Linked DNA regions of Mus musculus: region 1 is linked to region 2. Evidence: chromatin loops called from intact Hi-C (ENCODE). Cell type or tissue: left cerebral cortex. All regions are shown on one strand.

What was found. Hi-C counts contacts between places; a loop is a spot of excess contacts. Peaks named below come from ENCODE experiments on the same cell type or tissue, not always from the same donor. Only the 100,000 strongest peaks of a DNase experiment are listed, where the experiment ranks them.
Region 1: it touches region 2 in a loop (3-fold over the local background); 2 of 42 quality-filtered maps call a loop at or near these places.

Annotation. Positions count from the first base shown.
Region 1 is chr12:9,850,911-9,858,910 of GRCm38, forward strand. No RefSeq gene overlaps it. Among named protein-coding and RNA genes, the nearest start is that of Gm22845, 11 kb to the right of the region's middle. In left cerebral cortex, no CTCF peak of the experiment used is centred here; DNase peaks (open chromatin) are centred at 4,782, 5,413 and 7,304; H3K27ac peaks cover 347 bases.
Region 2 is chr12:10,163,534-10,171,533 of GRCm38, forward strand. No RefSeq gene overlaps it. Among named protein-coding and RNA genes, the nearest start is that of Gm46324, 90 kb to the left of the region's middle. In left cerebral cortex, no CTCF peak of the experiment used is centred here; DNase peaks (open chromatin) are centred at 3,809 and 5,249.

The DNA of each region.
Region 1 (8,000 bases), 310 kb before region 2:
CAGCATTACAATTAATACCATTATTGACTTGGCCTTTAAAACAAGTTAATTCCTTATTGAGGAAAATTCAGTCACCTTCACACTAGTAAATATGTTCTTGACAGGTTGTTTCTGATGATGAAGTAGATATTAAATGTACGTGAAAATTATATCAATTATATTTCAGAGAATCCACTCAGCACATTGAAAATATTTCTTTTTTTATTTCCACACTTATAATAAAAGATATGTTTTTTTTAAAAATTGATGGTGGACTGAGCCACCACAGGATGAAATGTTTCTGGAGCCAAGCTCCTTTCTGCTTAAGAATATTCTCTCTCTAGTACATACCACCAGTCTTTCCAGTATGGACGTCCTTTGGAGAAATTCAGCCTTAGCATCTTCTTTTCTTTACCCTTTCCCAATGGAAAAATGGAAAAAGCACAGGGCTTGCACCAGACTTAGGAGTACACCCAAAAGTCTGCAATGATTGAGTCAGTCAGAACACTACTAACTATGGGCCTACCCCAGTCATGTATTTCAGGAACCTCGTTTTCATCCACATATACTTACAAACCTGTGAAGCATTCATGCCCCGGTCTACTCAAACGCTTATATTCACCTGCCATACATTCAAACTAGTAACACTACTACTAGCACTACTAGTAGTGCTGGAAGAGAGATCAGTACAGACAGGCAAACTGATGCAAGTCAGCACTCACACACACAAGCTGCAGGCGCCTACAGCTTCAGATGTGTTTAAAGTTAGACTGAGCTGGAAAAGCACCTGAATTCTTGCCCATAGCAGCCACAACACTGTAAAAATATGTCACAATGAAAAATAATCTTATCCTGTGGGGACTACAGACTGAATATATTTCTTTGAAGGACCCCAAATCCTGTTTCTTATCTCACTTTGCCCAGGGCTTGTTGCTGAACAATATGTAACTTGTGTGGAATGAATGAGAGGACTACACTGATCTCTATGTACCATAAGTACTTAGTCTCAAATGCCCAAGACAATATTGCTATTGTCTCCAAAGCTGAAACCTGTTGCTTTATTTTTAAGGAAGTGTTTTCCTAGATAGAGATCTTCATAACACCAGCTGGAAATGCAAGCATTGCAGGGTAGGGCCACATTCATTGTTACACTATAAGAGCACCATTAAAAACCTGAGGACAGTTAGATTGCCTTCATTTCTAGAAACTTCTGGCTTTAGGAAGCAGCCCAAACACTGGCCGAGCACACAGTACTATAAAGGGAAATGGTGAGGCAGGGAGTTTAAACTTTAACTTTGGCAGACATCATGGGACCATCACAAAATGAACCAGAAACACCCACCGAAAACATTTTTCACGGTCACTGTGCGGATGACAGGTGATAAGAAGTGTTAGCAAAGATGGAATGTTCCAGACTGAGAGATAGCATCTTCTACCTGTGTGTATGGGTGAGGGTGGGGGTGGAGGGTGCACTGCTGGGGATTTGCTGGTAAATTATGAGCTACAGAATGGGGCTGGGAGGGAGATAGGGAGGGGAGGGAGGGAAAGGAGAGAGAGAGAGTGAGAGAGAGTGAGAGAGAGAGAGAGAGAGAGAGAGAGAGAAGCATTTGCCTCCCTTCCTTTAAAGAATGTTTATCCTAAAGGATCTCACCCCAATTTATCACCACTTCTATTTTAGGAAAAGAAAACCCAAAAACACAACATGTAGTTCAAGGACCAGAGCAAAAACGTATACTCCTGGTCTCAGTCTATCACGTTGGAATTTCTTTTTAGATAAAATTCCCCATTGTGCTATGCTATTTTCCTCTCCCCACTTCCTTTCTCCCATGATGCTTGGACATTAGGAATCTTTCCAATGAGAATCACTGCTAACTCAGTTTCATTTTGTGCTTCTAGTTTTCAGCTTGTCCTCATATTTATTATAATGATTTGAGTACATTTAAATGAACTTTTAAATGTATCTAGTTAAGAAAAAAAGTTAAAAATGCGCTATATTGTGATCTCGACGATTCTTTCTGGCGGGAGACATATTGGCTTTCAGAATACAGTTAACAACACTTTTGAGAAAGAGATCTCCTGACTTCATTGTTCCAAGTGCAGATGGCTAGGTTTCTAGAGTCTGTGCAGGTCAGCACTAAGTAGAATTGCTGGTAGGGTTGTACATGCCTGGGCAGTAAGACAAGGCCACCTTTATTGTTAGGTCACTTCTAAATGGATAATCATGTGAGCTGCAGGCCTGGATTATCAGACTGGTTTATGGACATACACAGACACACACACATATCATATACATATATAGTCATGGTCAGAGCTAGACACGTTTTTGAGAATTTTTCAAATCCAACTGATATTGTAGGTAGATAAATCTCAGACTATAGATGGTATCACAGCCAGAATGATCTCCTTACCTACTCTACAGAGATATACATGTTCTAATCCTGAGACTCCATGAATACACAAGAGCGACATTGAAGGTATAATAAATTCAGTTAAACACAGCTGAATCTAATAGTAGATTCTGTAGTGAGAGGAAGGGGGCCACACCTGGAGAAGGATATTCATCTACTAGTCTGGGAAATCTCTCTCTTCTCTCTTTCTTTGCTTGGTCAATTGTTTCATCTTCTGTGAATACCTCCTAGTGAAGCCTTCCCTCTGACTTGGCTCAGACTGTCTCTCAAGGCTATTGACACCCCTTGGATCTTCTCTGAGTTCATTGTATGAGTTTCCCAAATCACCTCTCCCACATGCTGAAGACTCCTCATGGGCATGAATAAGTTCCTAATCCTCTCGCATAGGAGACTTGAGTGATTCCTTTTGAATCAATACTTCAAAGAGGAAACATAGCTCTCTTTCAGATGCTTAGTGTTTTAAACTTTCTAGTAAGTGCTAGGGAAAACCACATGTATTTCCTCTGGAGTATCATTACTGTCTTTTCCTTATGCATAGATGTTTATAGGGATGACCTTAGAATCTGGTGGACACAGACAAGTTGCTGTGGAGGACAAAGTCTAGGAAATGCCCTAGGACCACTGATCTAAGTGGAACCATGCTTTCAGTTGGCTTAGATGGAACCTCCTTGAGCTGCTTAGCCACTAATAGCTGCTTATGTAGCACCATAGACAATAAGGTGTTTTCTCTGATGGTGCCAACAGGTTAGCTAATACCATCTTACGCCCAGAGAAGCCAAACTACCTAAAACAAAGGAAACTCTTCCTCTAGGATGCTGAGGAAATGCTATTGCCAGATATCATTTAGCACTGGAAGAGAGGCTCCAAAGTTCTATTAAGGGCTAATTGCAAACACCTGCTCATAGTTACAAAAACAAGCATAAAGGGATATCTTTCACCAATGCCTATTTTGACCAGCTGTTAGACTCTGGGTCATTTTAGACAAGATGTTCCTATTTTTTCCCCTGAATTATTTTCTGTTTCTCTGAGAAACAAGACTATACATGGATACCCAGGTGTGTCCATCCCTCTAAACACAATGGAGATCATTTCTCTGGCTTGCTGTCTAGTGCTTGTGGGAGAGTTTTAAGCTGTGGACTCCTTTACTTTAGCATCCTTGATGTGAGTCATACCCAGTGGTTAATGCTCATATGCTATCACTGCAAAAGGCTTTAGACGTTGATGGGAGAAGACTTTTGGGATGCAGCTAGTTCTTCATTATCGATATTTAGTTTCAAGGCAGCTTAGCTGAAAATGCATGATGATGATTAGCTAAAGTCAATGTCAAGGGTTGCAGGGGAAGGGAGCATATGTGCAGGCCCCAAAACATCATGGTGGGCTCATCAGAAAGCTTTTCCCTAAGAGCAATTATTTCTCCCAACTGCCTGCACCTTTTGAAAGATTCTTGGGATCATACTGAGAAACTCCTGTCTGGCAGGCAATTTATCACTGAACCACATCCCCAGCCTCTTTTCTGTCATTGGATGCTCTTGTGAAAAAGGTCAATGGTCTGATGGACTTGGAAACTGCTATATCTTACATCTTTCAGAAATTTATGATAATGTAATTTAAAAAGTCTGTCAAAATAGGAACCCAACTAAGTGACCTGACTCAGAATTTCTTAAGTTCACTTTCCTAAAGACCTTTTAGCTACATAGTACTTTTTTTCAAATCATATAATTAGAATTCTGTCCTTTGACTTTTTCCAAACCTGACTTTTTTTAAAAGTCCTTGTCCATGCTCTGTTGTGAGGTAAAATACTTTGTCCCACTTTCTAAGTTGTAAATACTTACCACTCTTGAGGTAACTGTTATTGATATCATCAGGAAGGTCCTCAGAGGCTGGGCTGGTAGGTAAGAGCCATCATGCCACTCACTATAGATGGCAGAGCTATAACCAGAATCTAGTTTTTTTCCCCCAAATTTTGTTTATTATCTCCTTTCTGTGCTTCTAATAGGTTCATAAAATGTCATTTTCCCCAGTATCAACCTAGAAGTCCAGAACATGGATATTAACAGAGTTTATTCCTACCTTAAGTTTGCCCCCTACACTTGCACTGCTGCCAACTGTAAGGAAGGGAAGAGAGAGTGGCCAGTTACTAAATGAAAGAAGTCTGGGAAACAAAAATCATGTTCACAGAAGTGAGGCCCCCTCACTCCTGCATTTGATAGTTACTAAAGAGGACAAGGTAAGATTGCTCAACTCCAGATCTTAGAATCCCCATGAATTTCACTACCTTACATAAGACTAGCTCCCAGAAGCAAAGTTTTAGGGAAGACAATTATTCTAAAGGATGCCAGGGCATAGTGGTTGGAGGATTTTCCTGTACTGTGGCCCGAGACTTGTTCAGTCAAGTAGAAACAAACTGTAATCCTGAGGTTTTTTTTTTTTTTTGTAGGACTCACAGCCAGTCTTTTATTATTTTAAGAACACTTGGTTGCTATCCTTAGATATGGAGGTGGGGATAGGGAAAGCCTAGGGCTCAGGGAAACAGACACATTCTTCTAGAAATAACAACTTTGTTCTGTACACAGGAGTGTGGTCCCCGGGGCAGTGCTACTACATTCCAGGGCTCTACCCAGGTTGATGAATAGACACAATTTCATCTCATTAGTTATTGACACAGAGTGGAGACTCCGTCCATTATGCACCTAGTATAACCTTTAAGGAGAAGATCCCACCAATGACCTGAGAAAGTGGCATTTGGTCTGAGTAATAGGTCAACACACCTGCACTGAGCCTTGTGAGCTGTGCTTAGACTTCCTCACCTTTCAGTGTGTGTCCCTGATGGGTGCCCCATAGCAAGAATGTGAACCTCCCCCTGGAACATCTGTGATTGCCCAACTGAGCTTAGCCATGTTCTAAGAAGTCAGTACTGAGTACTTTCAATAAAACAGAGCTATGTCCTCGAGCTGTAAATGCCTCCCAAAGACAATCAGACAGAACTGCATTGTTTCAGGGAGAAAGCCTCCTTACATAGTGGTCATATTGTGGTTACTGGGAGCTTGGTGACTAATCCACACAGAGGATGTACAGGAGAGAGGGGCTGGCATCTTTCCAGTGGATGGTGATGCTCTTAGATTAGGATTTGCATTGCTTTGCGTGCGCGCGCGCGCGTGCACACACACACACACACACACACACACACACACCCCAAACACAAGCTTTCATTGTGAAGTTTCTTGGCACCCTTGTGTTCCCAGTGTGAATTGGCTTGTGAGTAGAGATCTCCTCTTTTTGTCTGGGGGAAATTGTGTTATGGAAACTTGAATGATTCCTACAATACAAAAATGCACAGTGTGAATTGGTAGGATTGCCCAGTGGATAAAGGGGTTTGGTGCCAAGCCTGATGACTTGAGTTTGGTTATGTGGAACTTACATGAAAGAGGGAAAGAGCTGAGTCTTGCAAGTTGTCCTCAGACTTCCACATATGCACCAGGACATGCATGTACTTAATATAGAAACACACACACATACACTAACACTAACACACACAAACACATACACACACTAACACACACACACACAGTGGGCGTTACAAGAAAAGACTTTACACTGTACTATCTACATTTGCACTTCCAAAAATGTATACTGTGTACTTTACATATCAAAAACAGAATATTAGACAATAGGTTCTTGGGACATCATCATCTTTGGATATTGATCAACGAGTATGTACTTAGTATATAGTCTCAATTATTTTATGGGTAATATCTACAAATCTCTGTTTGGATCCTGAATAGCCTAGTTGATTCACATTAGTGCACTAGGATATTTTGCATCACTTTATTGCTAAGGTGAAAGAGAATTGTATTGGAAACAACGTTGCTTAAACAGAACTGAAAGAGTGATATAAAAGAGGCTGATGGATAAGTGCTGGTACTTAGCTGGTTCTGAATCTTAGACACCTTCTCTGTGTCTCTGTCCTCTAATCATGGAAGACTTCTCTGGAGAGTACTCCATGAGATATGTATGTAAGTTCTTCTTACTCATCTGTCTTGTCCTGTATGCTGACAGATTGGCATAAGATGGCACTCTGAGTTTGGACAATTATGAATTTTTTTCTAAATATTATCCCCAAAATTGGTGGTCTCTCAAGTTACTACAGAACACTGGGTGAGTTGATTAAAGGAAAGGTAAATGGGTGGGGATGGTCCAGGGCTAATTAGGGATTCAGTTAATGATTCAAATGTAATCATAGGCAGTGGGCATAGCTAATGAGTGTTGGGCTTTATACTTTTTATTGTCTATTTTTATAATTCTTAACAAGATGTCTGTGTATGTACATGAGAGTGCAGCTACATACTGAGGCCAGAGGTGTTGACTACCACCACCCTTACAGTCACTGAGCTAGAGGTAAAGGTTCCTGTGGACTACCCCATGTAGATCCATAGCCCTTCACGCTGAGCCTCTACAAGCGCAGTCTACAGTCTACCACTGAGCCATCTCTCCAGCACGACAGAATTTTCAGTTCATATTCTTCGATTTTCAGATTCTTCAGTGCCTGAATTCAACATATGCCTTAGCCTATAAGGACACTCTACCTAGAATGTAGTAACTGTAAGTCTTTCAAAGCAAGCCTTCTGCCAAGGTGGGGTAGAATGCACTGTTGTTTATTTTTATAACCTAGGGTCACACAGAACAGGCCTCAAAACTCAAGAGACAAAGCAGTGTAAGTTGTGTCTCTTTATTCTGTGCTCAAGGCCTTTCAATGGTATGAAACATCTCCTTGTTCTCTTATTGTGCAATTCAGCATACAGCTCTGAATAGGACCGTTTATAACTGGAAATTCCAGTGGAGTTCCACTTGTTCCTGACTTGTTTCCATGCCAGATGACACCCTCAGAGACTTTGAAGTTGCATGTTTGAAGGAAGTGCAACCCACCCACACCTCTGACTCCATATGTCTACCAATGTGTCAGCCCAGACTCTTGGAAAGGCAGTGGGCTTTTTTGGAAAAGCAGCTTCTGCCTGAAAGTGGATAGGAGCCCATCTCCAGAAGACGGGGATGCCTCATGATCCAATATGTCCTGTGGTTGAGGCTGATGCTGATGCTGATGGTGTTTCCAGAAGTTTCATCTGCAAGGAGAGGCTGAGGTCACTATCCAAGTTGCCCATGGGTCCTGGCTATAGCAAGCTTGTACCAGGGTTTTAGGGCAGGGTGGTTTGGCTTATGTGGTATAGATCCAAACACATTCTAATCTCTCCTTAGGGAACAGTACCTGTTTCATGTTCCTGTTCACCTCATTTGTATATGACGAAGTTTCTAATTGCATCTGAATTTCCAGGGTTTCATGGATTAAAAATGTGGCCAAACACAGGGATGGCTTTGTACCCTGGTAAGGACAAGAAAATATGAGCAACATTATTTATTCAACTCATAGTATGTTGTTTAAAATTTTGATATTGTGTTTCATTTAACTAGCACAAAAATCCCGTGCAGATATCTATATTAAACCAAAGAGTAAACTGCAAAAGCTTAAGGACTTTCATAGTTACTGAGCAGGAAGATGCGATTCACACCCACCTAACTCTAATTCCACAAAGGGCCATTTCTTTTAAATCATGGTCATTT
Region 2 (8,000 bases):
GTAGTCCAGCATCATAAAATTAAATAATCCCACTAATATCCCAGAGGCAGGAGTTGGAAAGAAGCTGTAGTATCTGGCCAAGCACATCATGTATGGTAGAGTACTGGGCTGTAGATTTGGTTGATACAGACATGTCTGAGAAGTAATGCCAAAAGCAAAGACAAGAACAAAAACTACAATGTGTGTTTCAAGAGCACTTGAACTGGAGGACTTGGAGATAGAAGGAAGAACAAGAACCAAGCAAGAACACAGCAGACTGTAAAACTGCTATAGGAAGGCCGAAGGAGGCCAAGAAGTTACTGCACCTTAATGGCTTCTTTACCCACCATTATCAAATCACCTGCAAAATTTAAGGCCAAGTTAGACATGGACACTGCTGCTCCATGTCATCCTCCTCATCAGTCACTGTTGCAGTAATTATTTCTTTTACTTTTAAAATTATAACTACATCATTTCTCCCTTACTTATTCCTACCAGTGTTTCCATATATCCCTCCTTGTTCTGTCCAAATTTATAGTCTCATATTAACTTTTGTGATACACACACACACATAGACACACAGACACACAGACACACAGACACACACAGACACACACACACACAGACACAGACACACACAGACACAGACACACACACACACACATATATATGTATATATATATATATATATATATATATATATATATATATATATATTCTAAGTTTGTATAATGTGACATGAATGTATGTTTTCAGGGCTGACCATTTAGTATTGGAAGTCTCACCAACATTGCTGTTACAACATGAATGGAATGAAGAGAACACAATAAACATACTAAAGTAGACAGGGCCCTACACAAAGAAGGACATACAACTAAGGGTTGCCGAGAGCAGTAGAAATAGTCTTCCCCAAGGAAGAGCACAACAAGGATTTTCCAGCCACTAGTTTTTAATATCTTGTTTTTAGGAAGTTCTCACCATAAGTTCTATTATGTTGCAATACTGTTTAAAAATTATTTTATATTTACACCCAACCAAGGGACAGAAGTTGGTAACCCCTGTGGCTGACTTAGGGAAAAGCTGGAAGAAACTGAGGAGGAGAGTCACCCTATAGGAAGACCAGTAGTCTCAATTAACCTGGGCTCCCTGGGATCTTTCAGACACTGAGCCACCAACGAGGAAGCATAAACCAACTGATGTAAGTCCTTGGACACCTGTACAGCAGAGGACTGCCAGGTCTGGCCTCAGTCAGAGGATATGCACCTTGAGAGACTTGTAGCCCCAGGGACTAGGGGGAGGGGAGTCCAGTGGAATGTGTGTGTGTTTGGGGGGGGGGCATCCTCTTGGGATGGAGGAAGGTGTGGGATATGGAACAGTCAGAGGGTGGACCTGGAAGGGAATAAGTCTGGACTGAAAAATAAAAGATTAAAGAATAAATTTTTTTTAAAAGATATTTTATTGTCAAGTAATTTTGAAAATGTTTAGGTCATCTTTCAGGCACTGGAAAATAAACAAGTTAGAACATTACTGATCTTTGTATTATTCACTGCTGATACATTAGGTTCATAATAGGTGGACTAAATGGGCTGAACTCAGTAATACTTTGGTTCATTCTTCTGCTAGAAATTACTTAGTTATAAATGACAAAATTGCCAAATGTGTTATTACATTACTGACATAATTATCCCACGTTGGTATATATTTTGTGTTACATATTTTCTAAATATTCATAATTACTCATATTATTATTGTGTGGGCTTGAAAGTACCATAGATAACTAACTATTGGACATTGAATAATTTGTATTTATTTGTATACAGATATATAATACTTAATTTAATAATATTTTTTTCTAATTTTGTTCATGTTTTAACTAAAGACTGTTTATTTAAATGGTTCTCCTTGTTTTTTGGATTACTTAAATTTTTAATGATTTCATATATATGTATGTATATGTATTATACTATGAACGTATCACCTTGTTACTATTGCTTCTAGCCTTCCAATTCCCACCAATCCCCTCCCTCTTCCCATCTAATCCCCTGTCATGCCATCTAATTCCCCTTTCATGCCTTTTGTTTCTATCAGTTTTAGATAGCAGATAGCTAGGATCTGCATGTTCATAACTGCATTAGCCATGTCATATCCAGAAGACAGTGTTTTACAGGACTCTTCCCCAGTTTCTAGTTCTTATAATCTTTCCATCTCCTTCTATCATGATTTCTACTAGGTCTCAGGGAGTCCCAATTAGGAATGATAACTCAACAGTCATTCATTCTTAGCATTTTAACCATTTATGTAGTAACTGTTATACACTACAAAAAGACACTTCTCTAGGCAAAGTGGATAGTAGTGCCGGTCTAAGTATCTAAATATAAATATTTATATGCAAGTTTTGATATATATCCATTAATCTTGATATCAATAATATGCCTGAGTCTGTACATCTCCAGCCATAGATTTTAGTTCAATTTTACAATACCAAGATTTTTCCTCCTCCTCCTCCTCCTCCTTCTCCTCTTCATCCTCCTCCTCTTCCTCCTCCCCCCCCACTCTTCCTCCTCTTCCTCCCCCTCCTTCTGATTTCCTTTTACTGGAAAGGGCTACAAACATAATCATAAAGTAGTTGGTTACTCCCAAAACAATTATACCATTACTGTACTGGTGGGAGCATCCCCTTATTTACATAACTATTGAAATTGTATAGCCAACTCCTGATCTATAAGACCTTTGTATTCCTTAAGTTCTCCATTGAGAATTATGCAAAGGAAGATAACCAAGATGCTCTACCACAGTCTACCAAGCACATAGACTGTCTAAGAAACTGTTTGGTCTGAGAAGTATCTGCTTAAAACAGGATATGTTTTCTATTGTTTCAGAGTTGAGAATCTTTCTGCCATTACTTATTTCTTCACCCTTCAAAAATAATCTATTACATGGTAGAAAAGATGGAATTAATTAGGGATTCAGAAAGGAGTTGGAAGTTTCATGATTTCAAGCCACTGGTATTCTGGGAATCGTGCATAGATGAATATGTGATTATATACTTCTTGGTATTCTGTTCAGAAACAAATAGAAGTCTGAGTACTCATAGTAAAGGTACCAGAAAGAAAGAAAGAAAGAAAGAAAGAAAGAAAGAAAGAAAGAAAGAAAGAAAGAAAGGAAGGAAGGAAGGAAGGAAGGAAGGAAGGAAGGAAGGAAGGAAGGAAGGAAGGAAGGAAGAAAGAAAGAAAGAAAGAAAGAAAGAAAGAAAGAAAGAAAGAAAGAAAGAAAGGAAGGAAGGAAGGAAGGAAGGAAGGAAGGAAGGAAGGAAGGAAGGAAGGAAGGAAGGAAGGAAGGAAGGAAGGAAGGAAGGAAGAAAGAAAGAAAGAAAGAAAGAAAGAAAGAAAGAAAGAAAGAAAGAAAGAAAGAAAAAAGAAAGAAAAAGCTGTGAACAAATGTAAGTGGGCACATTTGTTCAATGGGTCCAACCCACACTGAGATTAAAAGAAAGTATATTGCAAGGAAAGAAAAAGTGAGTCTTGATGCATATACTTATACATTGCACTTTTTAACTGTAAATTCCTCTCTTAATGTACTAGCTAGTATTTAGAATTAAGCGTAATCCTTCCTTAAAGTAATGTTGATAACTGAAGGATCAAAGCAGAATACCGATATCTTTACCACCTATTCCTACATGCATATTTTAATGTCTCCTATGTTCTCTTATAGCACCAGACTCTTAGAATCTCCCATGTTTATTTGTCATACTGTATCACATGTCTCTTCATAGCCCAGAGTCTTCATTTATCGGTGTAGATCCTCCACAGGGTGCTTTCTCTAGTCTTCAGTTCACTTGACAGCACACAAATATCAGGATTTGAATATGATGGTACCATCTATCCTAGTCCATGCAGTCCTACCCAGAATATAAGAATGTCTACTTTATAGGAAAGGAATAAGTGATTGACAACCCATTGATAGAATGCATCAAAGGATGAAGAATTCGCTGCTTAAAGAGAATTACCTAACAGAAGAACAAAAGAGCAGCTAACAGGAGAGTTACCAAGTCAAAAAGATGAGCCAGAAGAACAAGAAAAACAAAGAGGTATCTATGCCTTATTTTGGCCTTAAGACATACCTGGCCTGAATGGAATGACAGTCAACTGCATATCAGATTATGAGTATGCAGATAAAAGTGCTACTGGTATCAGGCAAAAAAATCAATGAGACACTCAAGAAGAACCTGGTATTAGGTCTTGATATATGACCCATTTTTTGCCACCCCACACCCCTCATTTCCATCCAAACACACACAAGTCTGACCAATTCCTGGATGAATAAGTCATATCCAGAGTGACATAACCACTTGGTAGCAGGACTTTCTATCTGTGTAGTGGAGTCCTTTTTCTTCCAACCTGCTTGGAAGATTAGTGTCTTCATTTTATGGCCCAGAAGAAGGATGAAGGGAGAACAATAAAGTGAAAATACAGGAGAAGGAGTCAGACAAAGACTTTGTTTTGTAGAAGTCTCGAGTGGCCCCATAAAGCAAAACAGGCAACAGTAGCAATTCCAGGGAGCATGGCTGTGCTTTTCCTTGGACCCAGGGGGGAACTAATCTGCAAACCTTTATTAAAAGCCTATGTTTGAAAACATATTTTCAACACTTAGCCTTGCAGGTATTTGCAGTATAGAGGTAGGAGGTGGTTACATAATACACAAGCTTAAGTGCTAGAAGCTCTTGAGAGCTTCTAGAAGAGGAGGAATCAGGTGTTTGGTTTCTCTTAGTGATATGACCTTGTAGGCTGGTCACACACCAGAGCAGCCTTTAATTCCAGGAATAGCAGGGCAGCACAAACTATAACCACTGGGCAAGAAGACAGACAGAAGCATTTAAAATGGGTGGGAAAGGATGCCAGTGTTGAGGGGGTTAAGGAGAAAACATGAGGGGGTTTAATGTGATCAAAATATTTTGCATGAAATTTTCAAAGAATTAATAAAATGTTTTTAAATATGTCTACAGTCTCTCTCTGCTTCTGCCTCATCCATTTGGACAACTCTGCTGTTTTACTTTCCTTCACTAATTTACAAACCATGAACCATTAAAATCAATTAAAGTAAATTTAACAATGAATTAAATTAAACAATAAAAAGACACTGTTTTCTAAAACCATTAATCATATCATGTGATGATGCCTTTGGAAATTCTGAAATCCCTGGATAACCTGAAGGAAAGCTACATACTGTCTCAGCATGCCAAACTCCAACTGCCAGCCTGGCTTTGTCATGATGCCAGCCACCACCTACTTCCTCCATATTCCACAGCCTCTCTCTGCATTCTAACTTTCTTGCTATGATCTTCAAGAAGAATACCACTTTCTCTGGGTTTCTTCATATGTTCTAAAACTGGTGAACTACATCACCTAGTACACAACTCTCCATTGGAGCATTGCAATTTTAGGAGCCTCATTTGAGAAGTTAATGAAACCTTGCATAAACAACACAGCCAAAGTATGAGAAAAGAACTCAGGCACAGAGGAACTAAGAAAAGACAAGAAATACCATGAATAGAAGTTGCCTCCAATAGAGGTATGTTGGGAATAGTTCATATTTCAGACACGGGATCCATAAATACTAGCAGAACAGAATATGCCTCAACAAAGTTTATAAAATTAAGAAGTTTCGTCATGAGAAAAGTCTTTCTACAGAATGTGAATGCCAGTTTGTGTGTGATTTTTATGATACTGCAGAAAAGATGCCTAGAGGGATCAGGAAAATTGCTGAACTTTTCTAATAGACAATAACTACTTAGAAATGGATATAGCAATGGTGTTGAGAAAAAAAGAATAAAGCTCATGAGACTAGACAAACTCCCAGGCCTTTTCTATGATCAGGGTCACAGAATTAACCACATACAACTGCCTTCCTCATACCTAAAGGGTATTACTTCTTCCAGTGTTTCAACTATTTGAGAAATGAATATTGTTAACAAGAATTCCATGCCTTCAGCTCACCAACATTGCTGGTTAAGGAATTTACAAGCAGCACTATTATAAATATTCATGAATATTTGGTCACATGAATAAGTTCCTTAGTGAAGTATTTGTATATAAAGGAATGCTTTAAAATCTATACACAAAGGTATGCAAAACTCACCCTCATTTGTTCAGCATGAGTGTTAGTACATTCATTCATTCAGGCTGGGACAATGATGCTTCAAGATTGTCCATCTGTTATATAACTATTGTTAAAGAGTACTATTCTCTAATGCTACAATACTTCCTTAGCCTGTTTACTCATGAAATGCCCAGAAAGTCTTCCAACATCAGTGGTAGGAAAATCTGAAATTTATGTATGGTTTAATTTTAGAACACTATAAATTGGTTTCAAAATTACCACTGAACAATGCCAGCCACACTGACCTATCTCATTTGTAATGTTTTCTTTTTTCCCTTTACTTTGTTTAATGACTTTCAGTATCACTTGTACAAATAACAGGTTTTATTATTCCATCTTCATACATCTGATGCACTTTGATAATTTAATATCATTCCTTAAGCAAGAGAGAACAAGGTGGAGCTCAGTTAGCACTCATATATCTTCATGGAGACTCAGTACTCATATATCTGCATGGAGACTCAGTACTCATATATCTGCATGGAGACTCAGTACACATATATCTGCATGGAGACTCAATACTCATATATCTGCATGAGAACTCAGTACTCATATATCTGCATGGAGACTCAGTACTCATATATCTGCATGGAGACTCAAACATATCCAACTGAATTTACATCCTCTTGTGTGTTTATTATATACAAAATACTTTTCAAAGCATTGGGTTTAAGAAACATAGAGTTTGACTGTTTTTGTTTTCTTAATTTTCTCCATTTGTATAACCTTAACATTCTGTGAGACATAGGAGCCCGTGATGGAAAACATTTTCAATATAATCTTAGATCTCACATGCTCATGCATTTACAGAATTTACATAGTAAAAATGACCATCCTATCAAAAGCAGTATACAGATTCAACCTAATCCCCATCAAAATCCCAAAACAATTCTTCAAAGACATGGAAAGAGCAATCTCAAATTCACCTGGAAAAGCAAAAAACCGAGAATAGCAAAACAACTCTTAACAGTTAAAGAACTTCTGGGGGGAATCACCATCTCTGACTATACTACAGAACAATAGTGATAAAAACTGCATGGTATTAGTACAGAGATAGACACATTGATCAGTGGAATAGAATTGAAGATTTAGAAATAAAACTTCACACTTATGGGCATTTGATCTTTGACAAAGAAACCAAAAATATACAACGGAAGAAAGAAAGCATCTTCAATCATTGGTCTAACTGGCAGTTTGTGTGTAGAAAATGAAAATAGATCCATATTTGTCACCTTGCACAAAGCTCAAGTCCAAGTGAATCAAGGACCTCCACATAAAACCAGATACACTGAATCTAACAGAAGAGAATGTGGGAAAGAGCCTTGAACTCATTGGCACAGGGGGAAATTTCTAACCAGCTTTCAGTTTCACGATAAGGCAGATAACATTTGTCTTTTAGCCAGTATTTGAAAAAATGGCTAGACACCTAAACTTTGTAAAAACTATATAAAACTAGCCATTAAAATGGTAAAGAGAATATCAACACCCTAACACAGTCATTCTCACACTTTCTAATGTGGTGGCCATTTAATACAACTCATCATGCTCGGATAGCCCCATACATCAGATCATTTTCATTGCTATTTCATAACTGTAATTTTGCTAATGTTATGAATCATAATGTAAATATCCATGATTTTTGATGGTCTTGGGTGACTCCTGCAAAAGTATTGTTAAACGTACAACCAGAACTGACACTCTCACACTTAAGATTATATGGTTGTCTTCTTCAGTCTCTATAACATCTCCCTTCCTGCTTCCTAACTTCCTCTAGTTTCCTTTGAATATGTGTATGTGTGTGTATACATATATACATACATACATACATACATATGTATATATAATTATTCAGTCAACATTAACTT